Linked DNA regions of Homo sapiens: region 2 is linked to region 1. The links are chromatin loops, found by intact Hi-C in ENCODE. Cell type or tissue: Calu3. All regions are shown on one strand. Each heading gives the region's core, and the rest is flanking DNA. Links, peaks and the distances in the headings are about the cores only. Region 1 has its middle 310 kb from the start of ACTL7B. Region 2 overlaps LOC105376214 (a long non-coding RNA gene).

Region 1 (10,571 bases), core at 1,015-9,014:
TACACATGGCCCATCTCTGATGCAGCCTGTCCCAGATCCCCCATGGACAATGTGGCTATGGAGCCCCTGAGTCCCTTCTTAGGCTGCCCTGGCTTCTGCCACAGCTCTGTGCACTGTGGTCCGTGTAGAGGAGTTCTCATTCAGAGAGAGTTGGCCCTGAAGGAGTGGACTAAACGAGGGAAGCTCCCACAGCATGAAGAGCACCATCTTCCCAAGTCATCTTCACTTATGTTCCAACTCAAAGCAAGGGAGCAGAGCACAGCTGTGCAATGATGGGAAAGGTGTATACTGATCAGTAATCCTTATGGAAGAGAAAATAGTGAAGAGGAGGGAGGGGCTCTGTATGCCTTTGTAAATCAAAAGCACCCCAGACAGTATTTACTGCCTCAATTCTGTCAATAATGTATCATCGTCACAGCTCCATATGTCAGAGTTGGAAGTTAACATTCCAACATTCTGTTCCCTTTAGTAATGCTTGGATCTGGAGGATATGTGCTGGTCTGGAAAAAATTTTAAAAAGACTCAAAAAGGGCTGGACACGGTGGCTCATGCCTGTAATCCCAGCATTTTGGGAGGCCAAGGCGGGAAGATCACCTGAGGTCAGGAGTTCAAGACCAGCCTGGCCAACACGGTGAAACCCCGTCACTACTAAAAATACAAAGATTAGCCGGGTGTGGTGGCGGGCACCTGTAATACCAGCTGCTTGAAAGGCTGGGGTAGTAGAATCACTCGAACCCCAGAGGCGGAGATTGGAATGAGCCAAGATCACGCCACTGCACTCCAGCCTGGGTGACAAGAATGAAACTCTGTCTCAAAGATAAAAAAAATTTTTTTTTAAAAGTCCTAAAAGAATTTGTCAGAGCCTGTATATCCCTGCCCCAGTAGCCAACACTGATCCTACGTGACAACAGCCTTCTGGTTACTAGAGAGAAGATTCCACTGTGGAGCAGGATTCACTGTCTCTCCAAACCCTTTAATGCCATCTGCTTTGCTTTCATGTTCACCAACATACTACTGAAGATTAATTTCCTTGCCTTGCTAGCCTGCCAGTATAACATAATTACTAGGAGCATGGGCTATGGTATCAAACTTGGCAGTATTCAAAACCCAGCACCACCATTTTCTTAGGAACCTTAGACAACTAACAATCTCTTGGAGGCCTACTTTCCTTATCTCTGAAATTGTAACAGAGAGAAATACCAACGTTTTAAGTCAGTTGTGGGATTAGATAACGTAAGGCACAGCAAGTACACAGTGCTTGGCAGACAGTAACCCCTCAGTAAAGGGCAGTTATTATTAGTAGTATATTTTTACTGTTACTTCCTTGATACAGTGTCTAGAACATATCTAGATTTTCTATCTTATAAATTCAGGCACTGACATTCAGCTTCTACCAGCTAGAGTGAGAGCTAAGAATTCACTCAGCATGACAGTGAGCTTGATAAGGTTTAGGAATAATGACTAGCTAGTGTTCTTGGACCTCAAAACCTTGGGTCAGTCCCCTGTGACATTACTGTCCTGGCATCAACTTCTGCTCCACTCTGTGGCCCCTCATTCCCACCCCATTGGCCGATCACCCTTGCTTTTGAAAAGCTCTAGGTTGCTTTCTCTGTTTCAATGAACTTCAAACGCTCTTTCATGTGAATGGCCCCCTACCAGAATATTAGCATGTGGAGGCCAAGGCACTGTTTTCCCTGTCTCTAGAGCTCAGCACCTGGCCCAGAACAAGTCTTACTGTGTATGGAATGGACAAATGACTTTAGCAGGAAGTCACAAGTGACTTGATGAAGATATTATTATTTAGGTCCATGAATGACAGTGTTCGATGAGACCAAAATGGAAGAAAACATTAGTTCCTTTTGTAACTTGTTTTCTTAGTTCTAATTATTTCAGAACATGCATTATTCCCACAGTGTCCCATCCTCTCCTCTTCTTCCCATTGCTCTTTTTAATCTTCACATCCCACTTCTGCCTCTTATGTGGAAAGCCCAAAGTGGAAAGATCAATGAGGAAAATGAGTACTGTATGGACTATCATCAGCATTCATCCACCCTGAGTTCAAGAGGCATCCCCCTGTGGAGAGCTCAGTAAGAACTCAGTCAAACCTAGACTGTCCATGAAGCACCACGGGTTAATAAATAAAGAACAGAGGAATAAGAGATTAAGACACTAAAGGAATATAAGATAAAGTTAGAGAAACCCAAGTAGCTGCCCAGGACACTAGCTGTATTAGGATGCCAAATAGGTCCCCCAAATCTCAAGGACTTAATACTACAAAAATTTCTTTCTTGATCATAACACATATCTCATGCAGGTCAGGAGAGGGCTCCATCTGGTTATGCAAGGACCCAGCCTAGCAGGGGGAAGAGCCATGATGTTGTGACACCACCATCCTAACACATGGCTTCAATGCTCACCATGACAAAGGAAGAGAAAGAAGAGGAAACTCACCCTCACTTCTAAATATCTTGGCCCAAAATGACAAACATCACTTCCACCCACAGCCCATTGGATGGACCTACTCAAGAAGCAGGACCTACTTCTTGAACTGCAAGAAGACTGGCATGTGAGGCCCTTCTAGATGCTCCAAAGGAGAGAATATGAGAATATGCATAACTGAAGTCTCTACCACAAATTTTGAAACATCATGGGAATCAGTAATAAGGTCGGTAGTAAACTCAGATTTCCATGTATAGAACTGGTAAAACAGAGAGCACCCTCAAGTGGAAATTTTACAATCGCGACTCACTGGGATCACCCTGTTAATAATGAGGTTAGTTTCATTATGGACATTGCTCAGTACAATCGTGGCCTACCCACCTATCCAAAGACCAGTCAACTGATTTTCCCTGGAAGCTAGCAGAAAATCTGAAACCAAATCATACCTAGGGTCATGCTGTTTATTGGCAATGGGTGATTTTGTGTACTACTTAAAATTTAATTCCATTAACAGGCTTCCCAAGAAGTTGTCTGGATCAGAAAATCAAACCAAAAAAGCTTAAGAGAGTGAAAAACAGAAAAGTGAGACATTTTTGGTAAAAGGTAAACCAGGAATAGCAAATTTTAAAGCTCTTCTGAATGAGATTGTGCAACTATATTATTGGAAGTTACCTTCATCCTTCTGAGTTTTAGTGACTTATGCTATCCATATATAGTGATGGAAAAACTAGGACCTAGATGGCTATTTCAAATACACTGAAATATTATATTAGAGGCAATGCATATAATGAATTCCTTGTTTTATTATTTTTTAATGATTATTACTGATACAGGGTCTATCACCCAGACTGGAGTGCAGTGGCACAATCTTGGCTCACGGCAACCTCTGTCTCCTGGGCTTATGAGATCCTCCCACCTCAGCCTCTTGAGTAGCTGAGACTACAGACATGCATCCCTGCACCCTGGCAAATTCTGTGTTTACAATGTTAACATAGAGTGAAATAAATTCAGTATAATAGAGAATCGGCTTCTCTCCTCCTTCACTAAAATAAATATTGAGCAAATATCTTTAAAACATTGATAAGAACAGATGCCAAATTAGCCATCTGAGGCATCCCACATCTCACCCCAGGCCTGGGCACAATATAGGTCTAATGGAGCCAGAGGCAACTCTATCTTTCTGTAGGCACAAGGGAGGCATCTTGATGCAGACAAAGACATTGGATTTGCATCCAACAGCATATAAGTACTGGCGAGGCAAGTTACTCGCCAACTTGGACAACCTATTTAAACTAGCAAATGGCAATAAGAATGCTTATCTTATCAGATTATTTATTTGGTGAAATAAATAAGCTATCAAATATATATCTCCCAGCATGAACCTGCCTGGTAGATAATAGAGCTTTAGTATCTAGACCTAAATCGATTGACTGTTGTTGCAGGCAGGAGACTTGAACTTCAGCCAAGCAAGATCAACATGAAGTGGGACAATTCAACAAACTATGCCTCAGCTTTCCTTTCCGCAAAGTAGAGATGACAACAATTGCTTCCACCTTCACAAGAGAGCTATGAAGATGACCAAGATAAAGCAGGAAAGACCTCTGAACTCTCAGGAAAAAAGACACTAGAGAAATCCACACTATTATTACCTTTGCTGAGTAATAATAGGGGATTTTCCCAACCAGGAAACAGCTCTCTACTCTTGAGAATGCTCACTGTCCATATCATGCAAATGCTACAGTGCTGACCTATTTGCCAATGTCAAGTAAAATCTTGGCAGGGCTGTTAGTTAACCAAGTTCATTATCCTTAAAGACAAAGTATCAGGTGAACAGGAAAATCCCGAGAGGGCCTCCCTCCTGCATTCTGAGTGTAGGAGTGACTGAACAGGTTTGGTGCTGAGTCGTCAGCAACAAAAGAGAACTAAACAAAACTTTACGCATCCAGTTTAGTTTGCATGCTTTTCGGACATCCCTGGGGTTTCCCATTTCCTGTTCCCAGTGTCCAGTGGAAGAGCCCTTTTCTCCTAGGGACCACAGATCCAGCACCACTTTTCTTAATGACTTATATTTGCCAACTGGCCGACAAGCAATCCAGGAGCTGCCCTTGTAGAGCCAAGCATGAGATTTCACTCAAAAAAACACAACAAAAACAAAAAAAAAAACAAAAAAAAAAACCCACATGCAGCATTTGTTACTTCTACAATGGGAAAGAAACATTCACGAAAACTTAATTTTGAGCTGAATTAGAGCCCACTTTGGCAAAGGGGGGAAAAATGTGTTTTCACGTTTGCTCCAAATGGTAGCAAACCTCTGCACAGGCCCACAGCCTAGAAGAGGCAGCTCATAAAATCTTCTTTGAAACTTTTTAGTAAAACAAAACTCATTTCTATAGGACCAATCCCTCCTGAAAACACCATGGCAGATCCTTGCTGGCCTTCTGAACAGTGAGCACACCCCTGGGAATAACACAAGTCCCTGTCCTTAAAGAAGCGGATGTCTCTGAGCACTGTCTCATTAATCTTCATGACCAAGCTACAACGAAGTCAAAAACAGTCATTATTTTTTCCCATTCTGCAAATTTTATGGGCTCCAACACTTGCCTGAGGTAACAGGACACATTTGCGGCAGAGTCAGGCCTCCAGGACTGGCCAGCCTCCTGGGAAATTACTGCTTTTCAGCAAGTTCTTGTGTCATCATACGGCCACTCATTTGTTCACATGCTGGACAAGCATTCACTGGATGCTGACTCTGTGCCAGCCACTGAGCTTCATGCCAGGATGGACAACTGATTAATAGGAAAGGCCCTGCCCCAGATAAATTTACAATTTAGGAGGCAGAGGCTGGCAAGTCAATAGATAATTACAAGAAGATCTGAGAACCACAGGCAATATAACTGAGTGGTGAGGAGCACGCTAGGTGTAAAGCAGACCTGGGTTCAAATTCCAGCTCAGCCTTACATTTGCATTTTTTTCATAGTACTTATCTCCTTCTAACATTCTACATATTTTACCTCTTTATTGTTTATACACATATACATGCATGCACGCACGCACGTGCACACACACACACACACACACACAAGAATAAAAATTATATGAGGACAGACATCTTTGTCTGTTCAGGGATGTATCTCCAGGGTCTAAAACAGTACCTGGCATGTAGCAGGAGTTGAATAAATATCCGTTGGATGAGTAAATTCACTATGTGTCCCTAGGAAATGTACTCATCCTCTTTGAGCTTCAGTTTGCTTGTCCATACTAAAGGGGACGCCAAGGTGATGGGATTAGATAACATATAAATGCCCGGCAAAGAGCCCAGCAAAGATTATCATAAGCAAAATAAATGGCTATTCATGTTCAATATTGATAATACAGTGGGCTTCAGTGCTAAGAGGGTCTTAATGAGCATCAGTAGTCTCTGCTTGGGAGTGTCAGGGAAGCTTGCCATGTTGAGTGCTGAAGGATGAGTAGTACAATGTTGCTAGAAGAAAAGAAGAAAGAAAAAGGACACAAAGCAGCAAGGAAGGCAAGACAAAGGCTGCGAAGCCTTCATGCTGCTCTCAAGCCCTACTGTCTAAAACACCATATCCCATTTTTGCTCACAGCCATCCATCCCTGTGCCCTTGACAACTCCTATACTTGAGGGGTACTATCTCCAGGATCAGTTTCAGGACCCAGCATAGAGCAAACGTCCCCTAATTCCTCCTACACAGAGGCAGATTAGTCTTCAAAGATATTGCAGCGTTGGCCTTTCCTTGGGGCCCTTGCCACGGGCTGGATTCTGTGTGCTCAGTATAAATCCACAGAGATGAGGCTGGCCATGTAGTGACTGCAAGAAGTAAAAGAAGCTTTCCGCTCGATGACACATCTCTGATTCAGTCTGCCCTGACAAAGCTGGAGATTAAGTTTCCTTGCCTAAAGCTGCAAGGAGAAACATGACACCCTTTGCTGGCTACAAGTGGAACACGCTTTATTAACCCAGCCTTAATTATATTCCATTTTGAGATTCAATAGTTTCGATTGCAACACTGCATGAAACCAGGGTGACTTGCACCCCATGGGACTCTGTCCATAAATGAAAACGGAAAAGTGCCTTGAAGGCAGTGACCCGCTTATGCCAGCCAGTCAGAGACGCAGCCTAGAGCCTGTGCCTGGCTCCGGGGGAGCCCCAGAGGTGGCCAAATCAGGGCAGGGCTGGGTCCATAGTCAACTGGGTAATGGGAAGGTGGCTTCTATTTATGAAAGAAATGATGGCTCTCTCTGAAAAGTCTGAAGCGAATGTGGCAGGAGTTGCATATAGCCTAACATGCATGCAGCTCTCACCTCACAAATGAAATTCTTTTTCATCTGATCATCACATTCTCTCTTTTCCTCTCCCAGTTTTGAGGAAAAAAAAAAGCAGATTACCTTTCTTTTTTGTATACAGATTACAGTCTACCCTATCTGAGGCAAGCGAGCTAACCTTGTATTCTTTTTTTGAGGTCAAATTTTCTGCAAATATTTTACATGCCTTCCTACGCTTTTCAAATAAGGTAACTGAGGCAGTTGATTGGTCCGAGGGCTGAGTGTCTCCATTATAATACTAATAGCTACCTATTATTGAGCATTTACTATATGCCAAGGAATATGTGAAGGGTTCTATGTGAATTATCTCATTAAAGCTTCGCAACAGCTTTAAGGGCCAACATGTGCATTTCATTTTTCTCATTCCCACAGTGAGAAAAAGGCAGAAGAGAGACTCCCACCCAAATCTACATGAAGCCCAAGTTTGCACCCTTCTTGCTACACTCTGCCTCCACTGCACTGCAGGATCGAGAGGACAGGGAGGATGCCTGAGTCATACTACGTCCCCCAGCACCTGGGAGAAGTCCTGATGAATGGCAGACCTCAGTAATGTTTGGTTAGTTAATTAATTAATTAGGTAATTTTAAAGAACCTTAGACTGGGAACAAAAGGGTTAGTTGGAAGCCAGCTCTGACAGTAATAAGCCACATGGATTTGAGCCAGGTACTTCCCCTATGGGCCTTGGCCTTCCCATTTGAACAGTGAAGCAGCTGGACTAGATGACCTCTGATGGTACCTGATTCAGGGTCTTGCCCCAAGTTCACCCAGCCAGGCAACGTCAAAAGTCTGCCTCCTCATCTCCCACCCCACATCCAAGTCCACGTTCACAAAAACAGGCCCTTAGCCTGACAACATGTTGGCCCAAGCCCCAGTGAGTCATATGTCAAGCTAAGCAGGTACGTAGGCGTGTCTATGAGTTACTGCTAAAAACGCAAGGCTGTTGACTGTCTACTAAAGGGAAGAACAGTTAGCACAACCAGAAACCAGCGTTCTCTTCAAGCCCAGGAATGGAAAGGAAGAGCCTTTCTAAATATAAGGGACCCTCATCTCAATCAGGGAGACATGCAAATGTTTAAAAAAGAGCCTTCTTGGACACAGGTGAGGTGTTTAAAATTAAACCCTTATCACTTAGTCACTGTTACCAGAACAATTTGGTTGTTTTGCCACATTCAGTACATTGCTTTTAGCACCTACCTGGTACTAAGTACTAAACAAGGCAAAAAGAATATAAAGAGAAAAACAAACAAACAATTCTTACCTCAAGAGCACACAATCTTGTGAGAGACAACTATAAGCCAAGTTGGACTTTTAGGAGTGAAAAAAAGGAAGTGCTAATTCTAACAGGGAAATGGGAAAGGAGGAAGAGAGGGTGGAGGTTGGGGCTGCTTTCTCAGTGGACACATTTGATTGAAACCTTGATGAAGAAATAGGCTTTGACAGGTGGAAGTAAAAGAAGACTATTTACCCCCAGGCAAATGATTAGCAAGTGTTAGTTGTCTCAGCATGATGTGTACACACGTGCACACACATGGGTATCCATATTCAGAATGTCCCTTTGCACGCACCTGCACCCATTCATTGAGGTTTCTGTCAGCCAGCCCCAGGAGTGCTCACTAACCATTAGGACAACTGGTCACATTCCCCAGAATGGCCAGATGGAAACACATGTCTCTGTTAAGTACAATTTAAACCATATGCTTCTGGTTTATTTCTGCCTAGTTCATCAAAATTATCTTTCACATTTTAGTTTGGATAGCCAGGAGCCTTCCAAGATCTTTTTTTTTTTTAATTTTACCGTGTAGGAAGTCACTTTTATCGAAGTGAAACACACTGAATTCTCAAAAGATTCCAGGATGCTCTTAGCAGAGGATGTGTTTGGATTCACACACAACGTCTAAAAAGGGAGAGATTCTTCCAAAGTGGGTTTATTAGTTCTGCATTTTCCTCTATTTAATACTTCCCATAAAATTTAATGTGAATATATAGTTTATAAGGTAATTCAGGGCCCCAGGGCAGGGGCCGGCAACTAAAGCCTGAGGGCCAAACCTGACCTGCCATCTATTTATGCATGACCCATGTGTTAAGACTTGCTTTTACATTTTTACTTTAAAACAAAATTTGTTTTAAAAGATGAGATCTTGCTATGTTGCCCAGGCTGGTCTCAAACTCCTGAGCACAAGTCATCCTCCCGCCTCAGCCTCAGGCACATGCCACCACACCTGGCTAATTTATACATTTTAAATGATTGGGAAAATTTAAAGAATAGTCATATATTTTGTAACATGTGGAAATTACATGAAATTCATATTTGTGTTCATAAAGTTTTATTAGAATACAGCCATTCTCATTCATTTACATATTATCTGTGGCCACTTTCACACCACGGTGACAGGGTTGAATAGTGGTAACAGATACCATACGACCTGCAAAGCCTAAAATATTTACTATCTCACCTTTTGCAGAAAATGTTTGCCAACATCTGCTCTAATGTAATAGAATGCTCTTGCTGAACTAGATGCTAAGATTTTTTTTAATGAGTCCTAAAGCTGAAAAATGAAATCATATGAAAGTTGCTGGTAGTTTTTATCTTCTAGGAACTAAAGGGTTGAATTTACCTTTAGGTCACACTGTCCCAAAAGTTTTTGAAAAATAAATCTAATGGGCCTTTTAATTAACCCGATGTAAAGCATTATACCCTGCCATTATATTTGAGGTAAAATAAAGTCCCCATTAATCTGAATGTAGATGTTTATACTAAAAAGTAGAGAATTCTCTTTGGTATATAAGTTAGATATTTGTTTAAGCATAGCTATGTGTTTGCAGACTTTGTAGCTTCTTTGAAGAAAACATTTCTTTTCCATATATGGTTTCGCTCTTGCCTGTGATTGTATACTACTGCTTATTCTTGGGAAAAGGGGTGTGTGTGTGTGTGTATGTTTTACAGAATTTTTTCACAGGAGATTGGTAGTAAAGACCTAAAAAATCTGGAAGATTCTATATTTAAGCTGTGGTTAAGATGAGCTTGGCTATGTTTAAGTCATCTTGAAATAGACTATGATGTTATGCACGATGAATAATAACCAGTGCTTTGTGAAATAATGGTGAAATAGTGCACTCTGATGTGATGGTCTTTGGGGGATCAAGAGCTCATGGGCAGAGCTTCCCCTGGAAAGAATGAATGTCCCTGCTGCACATTATTCTCAAGAGAAGCCAAGTGCCTATGCCAACATATGAGGACTAAGGAGGCGAGACCTGGCTGGTGGGAGTGGGAGGGAGATGGGAATAAAATTCTATTCTCATTGGGCTGTCATAAGTTGAGGTCTAGACTCCAGCGAAGGAGACAGGCTAAAGGTCAGAAAGACTCCCATAGGGAAAGGAAAATGGCCTCTATGAGATAGGTAGGCTGGACAATGACCATTCAGGGGCCTACAGAGGATGGGTCTGGACCTATGGTCCCTGAAACGGACATATGAAATAGCAGTTTTTTAATATTCTCTGCTTGTATTTGCCTCCTATAATCTCCAAAATTCCATAAAGTTGTGTTCAAAACTTACAGCCTAGGCTTGAGTGTGCTGTGATCAAATAAAAGAAGAGCCTGCTCTATATTTGAGTGAAATAGGAAAGGGGGAGCAGGCCCTCTCTCGAACCCAGGACACAGCCATGATAACCAACTGAGGATGGCCACGCCGCACTGAGCCGTGGCTGACAATAATGGAAGCTCCACAGCATGGCAAAGAGGTAAAAAATGTATCTATTATCAGGGCCTATTCATTTATACACATAAGCCA
Region 2 (10,571 bases), core at 1,029-9,028, 130 kb before region 1:
GGCTTAGAAGAGTGATTGCTGCAACTGGATTCAATATCTAGCCATAATATCAATACTTACCAAATGCTTCTTATGTGCCACATATGGCTCTAAGTGTCCTATATGTGTTATTTCTTTACAATAACCTTTAAGTCTTTGTAATAATCCAGTGAGGTGTGCACTACTATTAGCACACTTCTACATGTGAGGAAACTGAAGAACGGAATGGTTGAGTAACTTGGCCAAGGTTGCTCAGCAAATAAGAGACAAATCAGAATTTACACCCAGGCAGTCCGGCTCAGAAATCTAGGGTCTTCACCATGACACAATGCCACCATTCCAATATCTGCCTTTATGTATTAAGCTGCCTTACTAAAATAATAATAGCTAATCTTTATTAAATACCTATGGCTGAGCCCTGTTCTAGGAGTATGTATGTTATGAGAACTAATTCTCGTAACAATTCTATGAAGTAAGTACTATTATTTCCCTTGTTTTACAAATGAGTAAACTTAGACACAGAGAATATAAGTAAGTATCTCAAAGTCTCAGGCCAAGTAAGAGGTTAGGCTGTGATTGAATCCAGTCTGTCTGGCCAGAGAGCCATGATTTTCAACCATCATACTAGGATGTATGATAAATTAAGCCTCTGTAATGCAGAATTTATGGTAGCTCTCCTTAAAAACTCTGTGGCTAGTTACAGTAAATGAGCCTATAGATAATCAAATTTCCATCTTTTTAGACATATTCTATAATGCAGATTTTTACTAATCAAGACTGTCCTTCCTTTCAATGGGAATTAAACTAGCTTTGCTGTATGTCATGGCCCATGAAAAGGGAGTTTCACTGAAGATTATGCATTTAAGAAAACAAGAAATGTCTGAGTCAGTGTTTCTTTTTGACCTCAGTCACCCTGATAAGGCTCTCCCTCCCAGCAAAATCAGACTAGAGCAGTGACATTCCCTTGATCCCCCTGGCTCTGCTCTAGTTCTAAGACATTCGCCGAGAACCCAGACACCAACTGAAGTGGCCAAACATGCAGTTCTCATGTGCCATTTAGCTCATTTTGAGGAAAGCAGCCCTCCTTGGCAGACATCCTTTTGGAACTCCGTTATTCTGAAAATTAAATGAACTAGCCAAATTGTTTTCCGTTCATCCCTGGCCTCTAGCACAATGCCTGGCTCATAGTAATAGCTTAATAAGTCTTCAATGGCTGAGAATGAATTAACAAATGATTTTTCCAGAACACGCAACTATATATATAGTTGAGAGTTCTGGAAAGAGAATTCTGTAGCAAGGAGGGTAAAATCTTCGAAATTACAAAAGTATTCCCAGATAAGGAAGTACTTTCTTCTCAAAGGAAGACTCCCAGCTAAAACCCCAAGGGCAGTGATTTACTGAAAATCTAAACTGTGAGTATTACCATGATTTAGAGGAGAGTTATGTTTCTATATCCCCCTATAGATTATTCACTCTATTCTTAATAGAGTATGTAGCTAACAGTAGCCAGGATCTTTACTAGTTTACACATTTAGCTTTGAAATAATGCCCATTCTTTTCAATGCTTCTTATTTAGCAATATCTTTAACACATATTATTTTTAGTCTTTTTTGTAGTATTTAAGAGCCATTTTTAATCCCTTTGTTTATATATATATATATATATGCACACATGTGTGCACAGATACCTAATAATTCACTTTTTCTGCTAAATTATATGTGATCTATACATATTTAAGCTCTTTCTAATCATTTTATTTTATTAAGCCATATCATTACCTGCTTAATAATGAAAAATTAATATCCAAAACTTTAAAGAAGGAAAGTTTTATGTGAAAAAATTATTTTCTTTATTTCCAAAGGAAGTATTTTTCATTGTTTTGCAAGAAGAGCATATTTCCCTAAAGCCCTACATATTTGTTAAACCTTACCTACACGCAGCATATCAGAAATTCATCCACTCTCTAAAGTGTGGTTATACCTGCTTAATCGCACATATTCAAACAATTTTAATTTAAAAATAAAACAATTTTTTAATGAAGCAGCAAAACATCTTTTCATAATTGAAGCGCAATAGGCGCACAATCAGAATTTTAGTAAAACTAAAAACTGGTAATAAAAATTAAATAAAAGAAGACAGGAAATAATATAAGGTTCTAAAAATTGGTAAGAAAACCATGCCAAATTACCAGCTTTTTTATATATTGCACTTATTATAGTGTAAGTGTTCTTTCCAGAAAAGTGAAGCAATACATTACATTACAAAGAATATAAGAAAAAGAAGAATGTGAAAGCATTTATGATCCAGGAAAAAACATTGTTAAAGTTGTGTAAGTACCCTTCTAATCTCTTATCTATGCACACACATACATACACATAAATAAATGCATAGTTTCCCTTCCCAACATTTAGCTCATATGGAACATACTGTTTTGTAACCTGCCAGGCCTTTTTAAGCCCTGAAATTCAAACTCAAGCCCTTGAGGCAAACTCTTGAAAAAAGGGAGGAACGGGCTTCAATAGAAATCTCACAAGAAAAAGCAAAGGAAGGAAAAATGGAGGGCACATGAGATCAAAGAAGACAGAGGATATGGAACTGAAAGGATATCACAAAGGAAGCAAAAGATAAAGACGGACTTTTTCAATTTAAACCCCATTTTCTAATTTTCTTAATTGCATCAACACTGCGCTATTGTGTGTTTTTAGAAATTCTACTCCTCAATTCAGTCTTCCTCTCCTCCTCTTCCTCCCCCCTTCTCTGTGACTGGGTAGTTCACAGCACAGTGTAGAGATGCCAACTGCTGGAGCCAAATTCAATTCCAAATCCAAACATAAGCAACGTTTGTGAATCGAGATGCTTTGAGGTTCACCCAACTCCAATTTTACCAATTCCCTCCAGGGAAATATTTCTCTTTGAAGCTTCTGTGTACCCAAGTGCATTCTGGGATGGAAGTTTGGGTTTCTGGTGTGGGGCAATTTACGTATAGAATGAATACACTCTGCACCTAACCCTCTTATTACCTCCTGTGTTCCACAGTCTGTGACAATGTATAGTAAAATCAGCACATGAAGGCATGGCTGGAAATCATGCCCCTTTTTGTTCATATGCGTCTAACTTCAAATTTAAAAGGCAAATAAAGAATATTGAATTAGCCCAGATGTTGTAAAGTTGGTATCCATCTTAATTTCTTCAGAAATACTCTTGAACTTCCAAAAAAAAAAAAAAATTGGAAAGGGAAGAGCTTAAAATGAAATTCATTTTAAAATGGTAGTTTTAAAACTGTTAATTGTATCAAACATTGTCTTGCCAATAAACGTCACAGGCCACAAACTGAAACTACAACAAAAATATTTTCTTCCCAAAGAAAATAAGCTGTTCAATTGTGTAAGTTGGAGCATGTTTTTAAATATATGGAACAGGTGGGGGTGCAGTTGAGCAAGTTAAAGGCAATCTACCTGGCCTGAAAGGCCTGAAAGCCCAACTGGAAAAAGAAATAAGCTTGAGCTTAAAGCAAACCTGGAGTTTGAGGAGAGCTCAGAATTTTGTCTATGCGAAGAATTACATGCTAACAAACCCACCTGTCAAGGAGGCCAGCAGCATTCACTAGTGGTTACAATATCATTTTGAGGGACACACTGAATTGGAGGAGCAGTCTCTAAAACCCTCTAGGAACCTGAGCCCCTTCCTTTCCTGGCCTCCTAGGAGCTGCCTTCCTTCTCCTTCTTCATCACCAGGATAAAATAACTTGTGACCAAAACAAAAGAGAAGGCATTGACATTTTCAGTTGGGGTCTCGGATGACTCCATTCTCAATCCCTTGTACCATACATACCTCTGTCAATGTCTTCTCTCAGAATTCGGTGGAAGCTGAGAGTTTGTCACCTTGTTTAGCCCTTTGATACTCCTTCCAGTGTTTCTCGTGATGTCACACCCTTAGTGTATACTCAGGAAGTATGGCCTGCATTATCATATCCTTCTTAAATTACTAAAAATAGATTTGGGGGTGAGCCTGCAGAATTATGTCTCCTGGGCCTCTGAATATCTTTTCTTTTATACTCAATTATTTTGCATTATCCCAGACAATTTCATTTAGGTGTTTGATTAAAAAATAAATACCACTTGGTCGATCCACCATCATTATCTTTTCCAAAATGTATAAATACATAAAAAATAAATGCCTGTTCTTGGTAATGATCATGCTTTCCTCCCCTTGCAGGTCCTAACATTTGCTTGTCAATTTGGAATCTGCATCCTAATACATATTCCCATAGTACCCACATTTTCTTCTTAGTTATGATTCTCCCTGGGCCTCCCTAAAACAAATATGCTTTTGACACAATATATGTTTGTAAAGTGAGAGTATGCACAAAGAATTCCATATGTAAATGTATTGGGTAAATCAAAATGTACTTTTATGACAGAAGAATTAAGAATATTCACAACCTTAAGAACTATACTAAGCTTGCGCTAGTCACTGAGCCATGAAAGGTGATAAAGAATCAGACATAGCTCCTTTGTCATCCTAAGCACACTATATATATATATATGTGTGTGTGTATATATATCTACATCACACTATATATATAGTATACTATATATGTAGCACATTATCTATATATATATATATACAGAGCACACTATCTATATATATAGCACACTATATATATACACACACACAGGCTTACACACATACACACATACTTTTTTTGTTTAAGGTCAATAAAATTGCATCTGTATCATCCTATCATCCTGTTACGAGTTAACCTTAGCATGGTTCCAAGTTTTACTTAAATTAGGCAAGAGTTCATGAGAGGACAGATGACAGCATTGTTGCTGGGTAGTAATTCAAAGCTATGAAGTAAGGTTGCTATTAGCCCACATGTGATGAATGACAATACAAGATGTGGCAGTTGGTCTTAGCCTCCCTATGAAATTCATAGTCTTCCCTTTGAAAACCAGTTGTGGCACAGAGGAAAGGGCACCAGCTCTAGGTAAATGGGTCTTGCCACTTTGTGGCCCAGCATATAAGGAGCTTAGAAGTGGCCACTCTGTCCCAATAAGTAAAAAGCTGAACAAACAGAATAATCAACAATTCTTCTTATTCGTCAGAAAAGTGAGGTCACACAGCAAAATGCTGTTCCCCAAATTTGGAAGACAGGTAGGTAGATACAGGGAATCATAACTTACCAAAGTAGAAACCCACAAGAAGAAATCTCCTTGGAAACTAGTGCCAGAGTAGGGAAACTTGAACTGTAATTAACAACTTGCAGGAGGCTCAGGACAACTCAGAGGACAACTCTGAGAATTAAAAACTGTGGGGAGATTCAGTCAGAGGGACTGGCCTCCACACTTTTATGAGTGTTATCTCCAGGAGTTCAACCGGGTCCACATGGTAAAAATTGGAGAAAATCTTGCACTTCTGACAGGGGAAGAAGAAAGGCATCATTCTGAAATACGCCAGAACATTCTGTTCTTCTTAGCAAAGCGTGACCTTAGGACAAACTATATTTTATCAGAGCCTAAGCTACCTGCGGGAAGGGAAATACCCAACTTCAGCTCCCTGAAGCCTTTCTGTGCCACCTAAGGGGTGAGGGGTGCTAAAAAGCACTGGTGAAGTTCACCATTCAGGGCACCCATTCACCAAAACCCTGAGACTTGATCATAAGTCTATAGAGCACTATCCCCCTTCCTTTACACCTTACTACTACATTTTTAAAGGCCTATTTACTGTAGTTCCAAAAAAACAGAATTACCAGACCAGGAATTTTTTAAACTATAATTAATATGCTAAGGGCTTTGATGGAAAAAGTAGACAAAATGCAAGAACAAATAAATAATGTAGGTAAAGGGATAGAAATCCTAAGAAAAAATTATAAAGAAATACCAGAGATTTAAAAAATTTTAACAGAAATGAAGGATGCCTTGATGGCTCATTAGTCGAGTACACATAGCTGATGAAAGAATTGCTAAGCTTCAGGATAGGACAATAGAAACTTTAAAAATTAAAAAACAAAGAAAAAAATACTGAGAAAAGGGCCAGGCACAGTGGCTCATGCTTGTAATCTCAGCATTTTAGGGGTCTGAGGCAGGAAGATCACTTGAGCTCAGGACTTAAAGACCACTGGGCTATATAGTGACACCCTGTCTCTACAAAAAATGAAAAACAAAACAATCAGCTGGATGTGGTGGCATGAACCTGTAGCACCAGCTACTCAGGAGGCTGAGATGGGAGGATTGCTTGAGCCCAGGAGGTCAAGACTGCAGTGAGCTGTGATCATACCACTGTACTCTAGCCTTGGTAACAGAGTGAGACTTTGTCTCTAAAATAAATAAATAAATACTGAAAAAAAAAGCAGAATAGAATATCCAAGAACTATGGGACAACTACAAGATGTATAACATACACACAATGGGAATAACAAAAGGAAAGAGATAAAGGAATAGAAGCAACATTTAAAGCAACAATGACTGAGCATTTCCCCAAAACTGATGTCAGACATCAAACCACAGATCCAGGAAACCCAGAGAACACCAATCAGGATAAATGCTGAAAGCACTACACCTAAGAATAGCATATTCAAACTTCAGAAAATCAAAGAAAATAATGTGGAAAAAGTCAGAGGAAAAAACACTTAACCCTTTGCTGTGGTTTGAATGTGTCCCCTCCAAAATTCAGATGTTGAAACTTAATAGCCAATGTGAGAGTAGTAAGAGGTGGGTGTCCATTAAGAGGTTGATCAGGCCATAAGTACTTCTCCCTCATGAACGGAACTAAGGCCTTTATAAAAGAGGTTTCATATAGTATTCAGCCCTTTAGCCCTTCCATTTCTTCTACCATGTCAAGACACAGCATTTCCTCCTTCCAGAGGTTGTACGATCAAGGTGCCATCTTGGAAGCAGACAGTAGCCCTCATCAGACACCAAACCTGCCAGCAACTTGATCTTGGACTTCCCAGCCTCAAGAACTACGACAAATAAATGTCTGTTCTTTGTAAATTACCCAATGTATGGTATTTTGTTATAGCAACACAAGCAGACTAAGACACTAGTAGAGGAGCAAGAAAAAAATTATGTCTAATTTCTCAGAAACTGTGCAAGCAAGAAGAGTAAAGTGAAAAATGTTAAGTATTCAGAGAAAGAAAAAAAAACACCAGTCTAGAATTCCGTACCCTGAAAAATTATCCTTCAAAGGTGAAGTAGAAATAAAGACTTTTTCAGACAAATAAAAATTAAGAGATGTAGTGTTCAGGCCTGCCTTGCAAAATATTTTAAAAGAAATTTTTCAGAGAAGGAATATAATATAAATTAGAGGTTCAGATCTACATAAAAAAAGAAAGAGCATTGGAGAATAAATGAGTGAAGGTAAAATAAAACTATTCTTTTTCTTAATGGACCTAACAGATAAAAGTTTGTTCAAAATGATAATAACATCAATATATTCAATTACATATGCATATATATATGCTTACATATATGTGCTTATATATAAGTGAAATGAATAATAGCAATGATACAAGAAATGGGAGGGAGAAATTATAAATATTTTATTATTTTAAGATACTTGCACTACCCATGAAGTGGTATCATGTTATTGGAACGTGGACTTGGATTAGTTGCAAATGTGTATCGCAAACTCTAGGGTAACCATTTTAAAAAGTTTTTTTGAATGTATAATTATATGCTAAGAAAGGAAAGAAAGTTGAATAAAATAAAATGCTCAATAAAACCACAAAAAAGTGGAAAAGGTATGGAAGACAGATATAGGAACAAAGAACAAGAACAACAAGTAGAAAAGAATAACAAATATGGTAGATATTAATCCAAGTAAATAAATAATTATCTTAAAAGTCAATGATCTAAATACAACTATTAAAAGACAGAGATTGACCAAACCAAGACTCAAGTATATGTTGTCTTTAAAAAACCCACTTTAAATATAAAAACACATACAGATTAACAATAAAGGGACAGAGAAAGATATACTATGCTAACACTAATCAAAAGAAATCAGGAGTCTGGGCACAATGTCTCACACCTGTAAACTCAGGACTTTGGGAGGCTAAGGCAGGAAGATAGCTTGAGCCTAAGAGTTTGAGACCAGCCTAGGGAACATAGCCAGACTCTATCTCTAAAAACAGAAAGAAAGTAGGAGTAGCAATGTTAGTTTCTGACAGAGCATACTTCAAAAGAAGGAATGTTATGAGGAACAACGAGGGTGTTACATAATAACAAAGGGGTCAACATCCCAAGAAGATATAGCAATTGTTAATGTGTATGAACCTAACAATAGAGTGTCAAAATATGTGAGAAAAAATTAAAAGAACTGCAAGGAGATATAGATGAATTCACTATTATAGTTGAAGACTTTACAACTTCTCTTTCAGACAAAGAGGTAGACAGATCAGGTAAGAAGAAAATAAATAGGGACATAGTTGAACTAAACAGCACCATCAATCAACTGCATATAATTGACAACTATAGACTACTTCATCCAACAATAGTAGATTACACATTATTCTCAAGCAAACATGTAGTATTCATCAAGATAGGACACATTCTGGGACACAAAAGAAAAACATTATTTTTTTTTTCCTTTCTAAAAAAAAATTTAGTAGAAATAAGGTCTCACTATGTTGGCCAGGATGATCTTAAACTCCTGGCCTCAAGTGATCCTCCTGCCTTGGCCTCCCACAATGCTGGGATTACAGACATGAGTCACCACACCTGACCAACAAACTCTTGAAAATAATATACAATCTCTACCCTCAGATCACAATGGAATTTAGTTGAATTTCTAGTTAGAAATCAATAACAGAAAGATAACTAGAAAATCCCAAAATACTAGAAAGTTACACAAAACACTCCTAAATAACACATGAATCAAAAAAGAAATCCCAACAGAAATTTTAAGATATTTTAACTAAATAAAATTAAAAATACAATTTATCAAAATTTGTGGGATTTAACAAAAGCAATGCTTAGAAAGAAATTTGCAGCACTGATTGCATTTATTAGAAAAGAAGAAATGTCTAAAATCAATTATCTAAGTTTCCACCTTAGGAAACTAAAAAAGAGAAGAGCAAATTAAGTCCAAAATAAGAAGAGTAAAACAAATAATAAAAAGTTAGAGCAAATATCAATAAAATCAAAATGGAATATCAATACAAAAATCAACAAAACCATCTTTATTATTTATTATTATTGCTCACTGCAACCTCTGCCTCCTAGGTTCAAGCGATTCTTCTGCCTCAGCCTCCTGAGGAGCTGGGATTACAGGTGCCCACCACCATGCCAGGCTAATTTTTGTATTTTTAGTAGAGATGGGGTTTCACCATGTTGTCCAGTCTGGTCTTGAACTCCTGACCTCAGGTGATCCACCCACCTCAACCTCCCAAAATGCTGGGATTACTGGCATGAGCCACCGCGCCCAACCCGACATTGAGGAAACTTAAATGCATACTGCTAAGTGAAAGAAGCCAGTCCAAAATGGCTCCATACTGTATGCTTCTAACTATATGACATTCTAGAAAAGGCAAAACTATGGAGATATTAAAAAGATCAGTGGTTGCCAGGTGTTTGGGGAAAAGGAAGGAGTAATAAATACAGTAGTTTCTTCTTATCCCCAGGGGGTTACACTCCAAGAGTCCTAGTGGATGCCTGAAACTGAAGATAGTGCCAAACCCTATATATTGTATACTATGTTTCTATGATAAAGTTTAATTTATAAGTTAGGCACAGTAAGAGATTAACAACAACAATAAAGTAGAAAAATTATAACAATATACTGTAATAAAAGTTATGTGAATATAGCCTCTCTGTTCTCTATCAAAATACTTATTGTACCGTACTCACCTATTTTTGGACTGTGGTTGTCTGAGGGTAACTGAGACCAGGGAAGGTGAAACCACAGATAAGAGGGACTACAAGGGATTTTTAGGATAGTGAAACTATTCTGTATGATACTATATTAACAGTGGATACGTGACATTAGGTGTTTGTCAAACATATAGAACTTAACAACAAAAAGAGCAAAACTTAATGTAAACTATGGAATTTGGGTAATAATGATGTGTAAAATGTAGATTCATCAATTGTAACAAAAGTACCCTTCTGGTAGGGGATGCTGATAATGGGGTAGCTGTGCATGTTTGGGTAGGTGGAAAATGGGAACTCTGTACTCTTCCCTCAAGTTTTGCTGTGAACCTAAAACTGCTGTAAAAAAGCACAACTCCTGGCTGGCTCTGATGCTTACTAGTTAAGTTGCCCTGAGCTAGTCAACTTACTTCAGCCTCGTAAACTGATGGTACAAATGGTATTTACTTCCCAGGCTTGCCAAGAGACTCGTGAAACATTGGGTGTGAGACCACTTTGTAAAGTGCTACAGACCCATTCCTTTGGCTCCCCAAAGAGGCAACCAAGCAATTTCTCATCATTTTCCACAGAGCAAGCATTGGTGGTTGCAAATGTGGAAATACGTCATCCTTTTACGATCTTAAAGAAATTAGCATGAGCTCCAAGAGAATCCCAAACAAAAGCTGATGAAACTTCACTGGATGCCAAGGAAGCAGCTGGCACCATAAACGCCGTGGGAGC

The links. Hi-C counts contacts between places; a loop is a spot of excess contacts. Peaks named below come from ENCODE experiments on the same cell type or tissue, not always from the same donor. Only the 100,000 strongest peaks of a DNase experiment are listed, where the experiment ranks them.
Region 2: a loop joins it to region 1, with 4 times the contacts of the local background. A loop is called at or near these places in 24 of 110 quality-filtered maps.

The regions. Positions count from the first base shown.
Region 1 is chr9:108,545,195-108,555,765 of GRCh38, forward strand. No RefSeq gene overlaps it. Among named protein-coding and RNA genes, the nearest start is that of ACTL7B, 310 kb to the right of the region's middle. RefSeq lists an enhancer at 6,055-6,556. In Calu3, for the core only: no CTCF peak of the experiment used is centred there; DNase peaks (open chromatin) are centred at 4,277, 6,457 and 7,637.
Region 2 is chr9:108,413,122-108,423,692 of GRCh38, forward strand. The region is part of intron 1 of LOC105376214 (a long non-coding RNA gene); the gene reads right to left. Among named protein-coding and RNA genes, the nearest start is that of ACTL7B, 440 kb to the right of the region's middle. In Calu3, for the core only: no CTCF peak of the experiment used is centred there; no DNase peak of the experiment used is centred there.